3 separate regions of the Homo sapiens genome follow, and regions 2 and 3 are each linked to region 1. Evidence: chromatin contacts called from ENCODE Hi-C or POLR2A ChIA-PET data. All regions are on one chromosome and are shown on one strand. The core of a region is the stretch at or near the end of the contact, and the rest is flanking DNA. Distances in the headings are between cores, read along the strand shown.

Evidence for each region. Hi-C counts contacts between places; a loop is a spot of excess contacts on that map. ChIA-PET counts read pairs that join two places held with the same protein, here RNA polymerase II (POLR2A). Pooled maps may share reads with other maps.
Region 2: a map with no recorded cell type shows a loop between it and region 1 (4-fold over the local background). The contact joins the promoter of NEXN here to the promoter of AK5 in region 1. A Hi-C loop is called at or near these places in 1 of 37 single-sample maps with no recorded cell type.
Region 3: a pooled map shows a loop between it and region 1 (3-fold over the local background). The contact joins the promoter of FUBP1 here to the promoter of AK5 in region 1. A Hi-C loop is called at or near these places in 5 of 50 pooled maps. POLR2A ChIA-PET finds 5 or more read pairs at or near these places in 3 of 52 experiments (BJ, CD4-positive, alpha-beta T cell and activated naive CD4-positive, alpha-beta T cell).

Annotation. Positions count from the first base shown.
Region 1 is chr1:77,280,100-77,283,661 of GRCh38, forward strand. AK5 (adenylate kinase 5) reads left to right here and starts at 1,920. Exons shown (of 14, transcript NM_174858.3): 1 at 1,920-2,274. The coding sequence starts at 2,215. RefSeq lists a silencer at 1,780-1,839.
Region 2 is chr1:77,886,981-77,890,548 of GRCh38, forward strand. It overlaps NEXN (nexilin F-actin binding protein), which reads left to right and starts at 1,644. Exons shown (of 13, transcript NM_144573.4): 1 at 1,644-1,779. It overlaps NEXN-AS1 (NEXN antisense RNA 1), which reads right to left and starts at 2,559. Exons shown (of 3, transcript NR_103535.1): 1 at 2,488-2,559; 2 at 620-2,288. RefSeq lists an enhancer at 1,589-1,648 and a silencer at 1,889-2,028.
Region 3 is chr1:77,977,085-77,980,917 of GRCh38, forward strand. FUBP1 (far upstream element binding protein 1) reads right to left here and starts at 1,988. Exons shown (of 20, transcript NM_003902.5): 1 at 1,801-1,988. The coding sequence starts at 1,920. It also overlaps a transcript of DNAJB4 not described here. RefSeq lists enhancers at 1,552-1,601, 1,672-1,721, 1,732-1,791, 1,802-1,931, 2,242-2,391 and 1 more.

The DNA.
Region 1 (3,562 bases), core at 670-3,169:
TCATGTAGCCCCTCCCTACAAAGCCACAACTTCCTTTGCAAAAGTAATTATGAACATCTTCCTCTTTCACGCATCTCTCTCCACCCTGGCACACACCAAAATACACTAATTGTCTCTGCATAAGGCTACTTGAAAACTTGCCGTATCACCATTTACTACATTTTTCAGGCTATCTACAATTTTTAGTGCAGTGCAGTCTTTCTTATCCATTCTCTTTTTACAAGCAAGTTGCCAACACTTGTCCGGTAACACTAAAGTACACTTAGAATTATGCATTTCTTCAAGGGAAGACAGGTGAGCCATGCTCTGCCAGATTCTTGTCTGCAAAGGATGACCTTGAAAAGTCCTGGAGAAACTGGCCTTTTCATTCCTGCGTGTTCACCTCCACTGTGCCTGCTCACAAAGGAAGCCTTAATGCCACGGACCATTGTACTTTTCAAGCATCATTGCATAGGGAAGAGACACTGCCTTCACTACTGCCATAGCCAATCTTAAATAAGCTAAAGAAATACTAGAAGTTGGGACTGTAAGTGAAATGGCATATTCTAAGGGCAAAAACCAATTTCCATGGAACTGAAATACCTGCCTCGTTTAAGGCAACCATATGACACACGGGTTCACAAGTGCTAAAAGTTCATTTACTCCCTCAGGTAAAACAAAGCTGCAGCTGTAGTTAAGGCTTGAGCTGCAGTTGTTTCCGGAACAAGAAATAGAACCAAGAAAAGATCTGCAAAGAAGCACTTGAAATGGACATTCAGACTCTATAGTTTTTTAAAGCAGTGGCAGCGTTGCTTCTTTCTCCAGCCAGACCCCAGATACCAGTGCCTACCAAAGTGTCCTCTCTCACACACCCTCCTACAGTGTTAGGCTTTGTGGGAAGTTAGAGATCATATTCTCCGGGGGCAAGGACTATCTCCCAAATAGGCAATGTGAAGACATCTTAGCAGGGAATTGAGTCATCTTGGGAGCTAGGAGGAAGATGGGTTACACCTTAACAATGGTCTGCAGCAGGAAGATCCATTAACCATTATGCCTTAGCGCACCCACTCATACTCACTCATATTCCCCCAGGGGTGCTCTGATACGACACTGTCCACGGACTGCACACTCTTCAGGTCTAATTAATGATGCCCACCCTCCCCACCTACTAAACACATTTGCAATTTAAGCATCTCTAGCTCTCCACTACCACCCACCTTTCTCCTCCACTGTCCCTTCTTCTCCATGGAGATAATTAACTAGTTGACTACTTATTAGTCCTTCAGTTGATTAGGATTTCAGGCTCACACTAAGGCCTTATCCTAAAGTCTATAAAGATTTGTGACACCGACAGGGTAAAAATTCGAAACCAGCTAGCAAAACTTTCCTGAAGGATAGAGATACTCAAGATCTAAAAATTATCTGAAGGGTTGGATTCCACACCATGAATCCCCTTTTCCCCCTTCCCCACAGCTCCCTATAGTGAAAGATCCGTAACCTTAGGAATAAATGATAAATCCTGTGACTATTAGGTTTTTCCTGGGAGTTCCTCGGAGACCCGGAGGTAACCGTGTATGTGCGTGCGAGTGTGTCTGTGTGCGTACAAGGTCCGGAGAAGCGAAACGGTCGCAGGTTCCTACAGACCCCGACCCTGTTCCCTTGGCCACCTGGTCCCCGGTAGCTGCATCCCTGGGCGGCGCACGCAGTGAAGCGTCGCGCTCTGGCGCCGGTGCCGCACCGAGGGGTATGACTACGACCCCTTGCGCGTGCCCGCCCCCACCTCCGCACCTCGCGCCAGCCCGCGCAGCGTGACCGGCAGCCGCCGCAGACCCGGCTCGGGGAGGCGCGGAGCGCGGCGCGCTGAACCGGAGAGGCGGGCCGGCTGCTGCCTTGCGTTCGCCACGCTGTCCTCCCTCCTCCGCTCCCTGCGCCCCACCCCTGGCGGCCGCGCTGCCTGGCAGCCCGGGAAGCCGCGGCACAGCTGCTCGGCGCCTGCAGCTCCGGCTCGGGGGCTGGAACCGAAGCGGGGGCGGCGGGAGCGCGGAGACCACAGCCCCCGGGGAGAGGCGGAGGGGGTCCCTGGCCTGGGCGGAGAGGCTGAGCTGAGTGCGCGTGAGAAAGAGGGCTGCACCGCTGCTCGGCGCGGACTCTGCCAGCCCCAGCTTCAGCCCCGGCTCAGGTCGCCGCAGCCCGGGAGCCTCCCCGCTTGCGCCCCAAGGCACGCGCGGCACAGCCATGAACACCAACGATGCCAAGGAGTATCTGGCCCGGAGGGAAATCCCTCAGCTTTTTGAGGTAGGGCTAGAGCTGGCCGACGGGCGGTAGCATCCGGGGACTGCATCTCAGGGGTTCGGGTTGAGGCAGCCGCGCCCCGTCCCACCTTCCCCACACGGGGCATGTAATGAAGGGGCTTGTAGAAGCGCACTCGCCCGCTCCCCCGAGGGTAGTCGCCTTTCCCGCGGGTTGCCAGGGTCCTTGTCAGAAGGCTGGGCTTAGAAGCCTGCATCTCACAGATCAAGTTTCAGTCTTCCAGCAGGGTTCTGAAAGCAGCCTGCTCCCATCGCGCCCCTCGGATGTGGACACCCAGGGTGGGCTGCAGACCGCGGCCGGGCCGCACTCTCTGGGGGCGAGGGCCAGGTCAGGTGGCTGCACTGTCGCCCAGCAGCGAGTAAAGACTCGAAACTGAGGGAGCCAGAGCCCTAGTCACTCTGCTGGTCGAGGGTCGGAACCCCTGGGGGAAAGAGGAAATGTGGACGAAGGCAGCCCTTCCTGGAGACAGCTTGGAAGAGAGGGATGAAGATGCAAAAAGCAAAACCCAACCTATCAAGTGCCACCTCCCCGGTGACAGGCCCCCAGCCTTGCTCTGCGCTTTCGCTGAATGAACTCCTGAGCACGTTTTTCCCGTTGCCTAGGAAGGGTTGGGCCGCAGGTTTCGCCAGTGCTCGACAACCCACCTGGAGATAGCGGGTCGGGGAGGGAGCTGCGAGGGGGGCGGACTCCTGTTGCTCAGTCTTCAGACCGCAGCACAGCATCATCTGCACCGGGACCCGGGAATGGGGGGACACTTGGAGACTGAGAGAGAGGAGGCTCGAGGAATGAACCTTGGTCTGTTCTAAGCCACAACCCCTGTCTCAGGTCGTTTGGCTTCCTTTCCTTCTCTTTGTATTTGAATTTAAAAACATTCCTGAATCTCAAGTGCTTTTGCTTGAAGTAGGGGGGAGGAGGAGAAAAGAATAGAAGCAAGCCAGGCTTCCTAAGCGAGCTCTGAAAGGAGAAATCCATTCACTGCAAACCTCGTTCCCCATTTCTGAAAACGGATAGACTGATATCGTAAACTAAAGGTCATGAGGGTTTTTCCCCCCGGTTTGGGGGATTTGTTCTGTTAAAAGGAATTTTAAAGCACCACTTGAGAAAATAATTTTGCCTCAGTTTCCCTAAACTATCTTTAAAATGGGTTGCCATAATTACAGGTCTTCTTTTCTCTCACCTCTATAAGCCACCGTTTTCAGGTCATCTGAAGTCAAGATTTCCAGGTAAACCACTCACTGAACTCAAGCGTGGTATGTGAAGCCCAAATCTAGCA
Region 2 (3,568 bases), core at 394-2,893, 610 kb after region 1:
TCTCAGCTCACAGCAACCTCAGCCTCCCGGGTTCAAGCGAAGTGGGTTCTTCAACCTCAGCCTCCCAGGTAGCTGGGATCACAGGCGCACGTCACCACGCCCGGCTAATTTTTTGCATTTTTAGTAGAGATAGAGTTTCACCATGTTGGCCAGGCTGGTCGCAAACTCCTGACCTCAGGTGATCCACCCGCCTTGGCCTCCCAAAGTGCTGGGATTACAGGCAGGAGCCACCGCGCCCGGCCTTTTTTTTTTTTTTTGGAGACAGAGTCTCATTTTGTCACCCAGACTGGAGTGCAGTGGGATGATCTCTGCTCACTGCAACCTCCGCCTCCTGGCTTCAAGTGATTCTCCTGCCTCAGCCTCCTGAGTAACTCAGATTACAGGTGTGTGCCTCCACACTAGGCTAATTTTTTGTATTTTTAGTAAAGACGGCCTTTTGCCATGTTGGTCAGGCTGGTCTTGAATTCCTGACCTCAAGTGATCCACCCGCCTCGGCCTCCCAAAGTGCGGGGATCACAGGCATGAGCCACCGCGCCCAGCCCAGAAGGCCTTTTCAACATCCCTGAAATATAACCTGAGCACCGCTGTCTGCTTAGGGCCTGAAGGTGGAAGTGGTTACCTTTATTCTTTATCTGGATGTCATTTCGATTTTTTTTTCAAGTGCAGTGAAGAATTAAAGATCTCGTCCACCAAAAATACTCCGAGTGTGCATTTCGGGTTTTAATATGGTATTGTCTGATGGGTTTGACAGGCTGGCGGTCCAAGTTGAAAAAGGTCTGTGGGTGTCTAATAGTCAAAGATGCCTTTATGAAGCTTTAGAAAGACCAGATATGGTTTGCCTTCAATTAAGAAAAAGGTGGAATATAAAGATATTTGTACTTATATAAATATATTCCTTCTTTTCTTCTCCTCCTCCTCCTCTGCCTTCAACTTTCTTCTTCTTCTTCTTCTTCTTCTTCTTCTTCTTCTTCTTCTTCTTCTTCTTCTTCTTCTTCTTCTTCTTCTTCTTCTTCTTCTTCTTCTTCTTCTTTTTTAACTCTCCTTTTAGAGTTAAAGACTGGAGCTAAGAACAGGGGAGCAATAGACAGATGAAGTGTTCCCGGATTGCTGCCCCACGCTCTTTGTAATAAAGGAAAACTTGGCCAAAGGTCAATGCTTAGGGTAGTAGAAGATATGTAGTGGCTTGGCTTCTTGACTGGAAACTAGGACGGGTAGAGTAGCTGAGAGAAGTGGGCCCCAGAGCAAACTGGTTGCGGGTAGGGGGAGCCAGCTTCAGCCCGGTAATGAAGCCCATTTCAGCCTCATTCCTTTCCCATGGCGGAGGCAGCCTTCCTTCCCCAGGCCTGGCTGGAGGTGGAGGCAGGCCCAAAGTTAGGGGGTCAGCTCGCGCACCTAGGGCCGGGAGACAGACAAATTCTGGCGGAAAGTTGGCAGCCACGGTCCCCCTCCCCTGCTTTTCTCCTCAACTCTCCACCCCCACTCCGGGTGATAACGGCGGAGGTGGGGGGTTGGGGGAACTGGCCTTGTGTTTTGGAACAGCTGCAGCCGGCGCTGGGCCCGCCTGGAATGCGGGAACAGGCTGCACACCAGGACTTTTATGGAAACTTGCTGCTGGAGACGGCGGCGGCGGCGGCGGCAGCGGCAGCCAGAGGACTCCCAGCGGCTGGAGCAGAAGTGTTAGCGGCCAGAGCTCCCAGACCCCTACCCACAGCCAGGCGGGACGCGCACAGTCCCTCCACGCGGAAAGAAGTACCTTCGCCGGTCACCGGCTCCTGCAGGGTGAGAAGAGTTGGGGGAACGTGGGCTGGGGGGAGTGGAGACGGAGGTGTCGGGTCCCCTGGTGGGGGCGGGGGCGGGAACGGCGGCTGCAGAGAGGCGCTCGGGGTCTGCGGCTTCTGGCCGTGCTCCGCTGCAGCTCCGGAGGGCGCCGGGCGCCATACAGCTGTGGTCCGCGCTGGCCCCGGCCCGGGCGAACCCTGCCTTGGAGCCGCATCCTGCGGGCTCGGCGGGGTGCCTACCAGGGGCTGCCCCAGGGTCTGAAAGTGTCGGCCGGCCTTGGGCTTCTGGTTGCAATGTCTTTGCCCTGCTCCCCTGCGCCTTGTCGGCTGAGTTTCGGGTGCGTTCCCTACTGTAGGGAGGGAGCCCTCTGTGAGCGGAGTGGGTGCCGATCCCTCGGCTGAACCCTTGGGGTCCTTAGGGAAGTTCAGTGCCGTCCCCCACCACTTGCCCCAGCCGCGGTCTCCGTCTCTGCCAGCAGTGCCAGTTAAGAAATCCTTTCTGATCGGTCTCTGTGGAAGATGGGGAGAAATATGATTTAACAGCCTATTACTCCCCCCCCACACCCCCGCATATCCCCCCACTCCTGTCTCCAACCCTTTTTTTTTTTTTTTTCGTGATTCTGCCCGAGGTGGGATGCTGGGGGTTGAGCAACTAGGGCTGGAAGTTTACGAAGTTTACGTAGTTTAAGTGAGTGAAGAATGTAGTCACCTCTTGAGAACTCCCTTTGCCTATATGCTTTTGAAAACGCCAAACCATTCCAGCTGTTTGTAAATTGTGAAACGTTCTACAAATGCATTAGCATTGGCATTTATAAAGAAAATGACGAAGTTGAGAGGTTATAGTTGGTTACTGCAGTGACTTAGAGATGCTCATTTTATAGTTATTAAAGCACAACGTGAACCAAGTTGGCAGAGAGATAACAAGGTAAAAATAGCATAAGGATATGTCCTAACAAAATGTCCTTGGTGAAGACACAGGTAGAGAAAAGAAGCCATAATAAAGAAATTAGTTCCCTGACCAAAACAACGGGAATATCATTCATCGTTAAATTTTGTTAATGAATTCATGTAGCAGCGGCCCATTGGCCTTCGAGTCACAACATAACTATGTCTTAGGTAATGTGATTAAATAAACTTAAGTATTTATACTTAAGTTCATATCTTAGTCACACGTTATTTATATCTTAGTCACACGTTATTGAGTGGACCACATAATTTCCCCCGCTAAACATTATCCTTTACAGGTTAAACTGCTGCAGTTAGAAAACTTTGTCTCAAATTCTTTTGAGTTTGGGGTATTGTTAAGAAAAAATGCATAATTAATCAAATGAGAGAAAGGTTTTTTGGGGGGAGGTATAATTTGTATAAGTAAACTTTGATTAACCAATGTAGCTGTTTAAGTTTCTTCTTCCTTACAATTAACACCGTATTTTTGCAGATATTTTATATTTTGACTAATGCTTCTGAGGAACAATTTAAAGAAAAATGCATGCAATTATGTAGTTTATCTGCAATTCCCTTAAAGAATTCTAAGCTAAAACCACAACAAAATTATTTTAAATCCAGTTTTCCTCATCATAGTTACAATGTAATCCAGTTTTAATAAAAGATTCATATTTTAAAATCCATTTTCAATTGAAATGTAATGAATAGCAATTGTTCCTGCTCACCTTAAAATGGAATTTGTGCTATTTTTGAAAATTTGACATGTAAGGCTGATCATTGTCAAAATGTATGTCATCTTGAGATGACTATATTTAGCATCAACAAAGGAATGCATTATCTAGGTT
Region 3 (3,833 bases), core at 738-3,237, 700 kb after region 1:
ATTAAATATCCATATTTTGTCTGCTCTCGTTAAAGTATTAATCAGATAATCCTGTTCATCTGCATTTGGTCAAGGAACTATATCATAGCTTCTTAGTAGGAAACAATTCATGCATTAAAACAAACAAACGAAAAAAAACAAGGCCGGGCGCAGCGGCTCACGCCTGTAATCCCAGCTTTGGGAGGCCAAGACGGGCGGATCACGAGGTCAGGAGTTCGAGACCAGCCTGGCCAGCATGGTGAAACCCTGTCTCTACTGAAAACAAACAAACAAACAAAAAAAACACAAAAAATTAGCCGGGCATGGTGGCGGGCGCCTGTAATCCCAGCTACTCGGGAGGCTGAGGCAGGAGAATTGCTTGAAGCCGGGAGGCAGAGGTTGCAGTGGGACGAGATCGCACCACTGCACTCCAGTCTGGGCGACAGAGGGAGACTCCGTCTCAAACAAAACAAAACAAAACTCCAGTATCTACCTACAGTGTGCGATACCAATTAATCCAATGTGCTGGTTCTGGTAAAATAAAATAGTTGGTTCCAGTAAATAAAATAGTTCCCTTAAGTTTTACAAATCAATCTAATAAAACACGCTAAGAGTGTTTGTCATAGTTATATGCTTGTTGCTAAACATGTTCAGAATTTCTTAAATTACGTGGAAAAAACCGCAGAACTAATATTAATGATGACCTTTTGTTGACTACTCCTAGTATTTCTGGTTATAAAAAAGTACAGGTACATGTTTATAATGCGTTCACATTAGATGTGTTACAACGGATTTTATGAATTCTAATTTTGACTCAATGTTCCTTCAACTGTCCCGGTAAAAAGTTAACTAAGTGAACTCCTAATGCAACGAAAACACAGCACAACACTGGTTTCTAATTATCATTAGCTTAAAACTAGTAAAAAATGCCCAGCACCTAGTACAATATGCATAGTGTCACAGAGAATAGGATTCTTTTGCTTACATGCAAATCTATACCAACACCATACATTTTGAAATGTTAAATATATTAGGGGACTATCTAAGAATGTAAAGTTCAAATTAAGGTATCTTTTATTTTCCTGGAATACACGCACTATTTTAACAGCTTTCGTCTGGGAAAGTGGTGCCTTCAGGGCAAATGCACGCACTACGTAATACAAAGAGGTCTGGTCAGTTTACGACTCTGAACTGAGAGGCAGATTCAAATTGAAACCTCTGGTATAATGGGCCTGAGGCCATTTTGAGAAATAAGGGGGGCGGACTGGTGGAACAGACTGACACGTAAATCCCGCCCAGAAAAAGGCTGCTTTCAAGTCCCTTCCTTGTAGAGGTGTGACGGTGAATGGTACTGAAAGCGGTTTTAATTGCGAGAGAGAACGGAAATGAGCTGTAAAGGCTACTTTAATGATAAATCCCTTCCCTTGCTATGGCTCCAGGACAGACCCTAGTTCTTTCCCAAACTCATTACCAGAACCTTCCATTAAATTGTGTGAAACTAACTGCGCTTTATCCCCTGGAAGAGGATCTTTATCTAAACTAGCTCACTGGAGACACGCGAGTGCCGCAGAAGCGGGAGAAAGACTTCAGGCCTTCTTTGCGTAGCACGCGTCGGGGTTCTAAGTGGATTAGGCACCAAGAACACAAAACTGGGTTCTGGTCTCTAATCGTTATTACCAACATGGGGAAACGTGTCTCTTCACATTTCAGCCCGGAAGAACACCTCTTTCCTCTTCCTCATGCGCTTAAGGGTAGCGGCCTACTCAGTCAGCGGCCAATTACCGTGAGCTTTCGGGATTCCGCCGCGCGGTCCACACTTACCTGCCGGGCTCTCTGCAGTGCATCTTTGAAAGCGTCGTTAACTCCTCCACCACCACCGCCGCCACCACCGCCACCAGCTGAGCCAGAAGAGGGGGGAGGCACTGTTGAATAGTCTGCCATGGTTGCACTATAAGAGCCGCTGCCGCCTGTTCAGAGACTTCCTCTCAGCTAACAGCTAAGAAAGAAAGAAAATGGCGGCCGTCGAAGCTCTATTACATTCTTGCGCGACCATCGTGCCGTAAAGGGGCGGAGACTGAAGGAACAAAATCTCGCGATGTTTCCGAGGCAACGCGCTGGTGTGGGTTAGGGCTGAGAAAGAACGACAGGAACAGAGACGTCGCGAGGATTAAGTTTAAGACTTCGCGAGAACAGAATTTCTTTTGGCACCTCCTCTCCGCGCGTTCTTGGGGTGAGGCTGGGTAATTGTTCCTGCAGGGTGGTGGGTGATAGTGGCCAGTTGACTGCGACTGTGTTTGGGTGGTGGGAAGCCTGAAGAAAAGGTTGTTTCTTACCGGTCGCTGCCTCAGGGAGGTAGTGCGGTAGAATTTTCCGCTATGGGTCATTCTCGGTGTCCGCGGGGAAGGGCGTGACAACGACGGGCGTGACGGCGAAGCAACAGTGTCTCGAGAGCGCTGCCGCCCGGAGGGCGCCAGGAGAAGTGCGTCCGAGACGCCGCGCGGTGATGCTCCTGAAAACGTCTGCCCGGCGTAGCGGGAACCCAGCATGATTTTCAGGGTAGTAAAGTGTCCCTGTATTTTACTTACAGACTGTCCGATTTTTTAGTTTTATCACGAGGGTGGGTGTTGAATTCAGGCTGGAAGCCTGTTAGTTCTCGACCATATTTTAAGTTTTTTGTTTAAAATAATGTGGATGAGGCTCTAAAAGTATGACTGCCCTTTTCTTTATCCAAAAACGTGATTGTTCTTAAAGTTCAGTGTTAGCCAGATTTAATAACCTAGTATATGTATGTGTCCATGGCCATTTTTATTAAGGGTTTTTTTTTGTTTGTTTGTTTGTTTTGAGAGTCTCGCTCTGTTACCCAGGCTGGAGTGCAGTGGCGCGGTCTCGGCTCACTGCATCCTCCGCCTCCTGGGTTCAAGCGATTCTCCTGCCTCAGCCTCCCGAGTAGCTGGGACAACAGGCGCCTGCCACCACGTCTGGGCTAATTTTTTGCGTTTGTAGTAGAGACGGGGTTTCACCGTGTTAGCCAGGATGGTCTCGATCTCGTGACCTCGTGATCCACCCGCCTCGGCCTCCCAGAATGCTAGGATTATAGGCGCGAGGCACTGCGCCCGGCCTGTTAAGGTCTCTTAAGTTAAGAACAGCATTGTTTCTTGACCAAAATAGATTTTGTAGCTTCTTAGGCGTAGTTTCTCCCACCCCATCCTGTGGGTACTCAAATGTAAGATCATATTCTGAATTGTCATCACAGGACTAGGTATATATATATATATATGTGTGTGTGTGTGTGTGTGTGTGTGTGTGTGTGTAAATTGGTATTTTATGTTATGTACTTCAGTTACCAAGTAATGCCAGACATTTCTTCAGACCTTCTCCAACATATCGTGGCATGTAATTTACTGTGTTAATAGTAGTAAGCTCCAGGAATCGTGAGGATACTTTAGAAGTCTTACTCTTTATTATTGAGTATATCACAGTGACTTTTTTTTTCCAAAATTATTTGTTTAAATAACAAACAATGAGGTAAAATGAACTTTCTCGACTTTGTGGCATTTTGTCTTACTTGGTTAGGTCTAAAAAAATACTTTTTCAGCAGCTCTTAAGAGTAATTGTGAGAAATATATATATGCTGCATTCTTTCTGAAAACCTAAAAGTAATGTGTTCATTTGCTTAAGCACCAAAATAGCAGTTAATATGAATGTAGATACAGGTGAGCCATCATTTCCCTTTAATCAGCTTTTAAGGCAGTAGTATCCATTTATAGCTCTGATGATCTTTTTCAGTGTTCATGGCCATCCCTATAAATTTTGGTGGAATTTGCATTTGAAAAATCAGTGCACGTATGGGACTA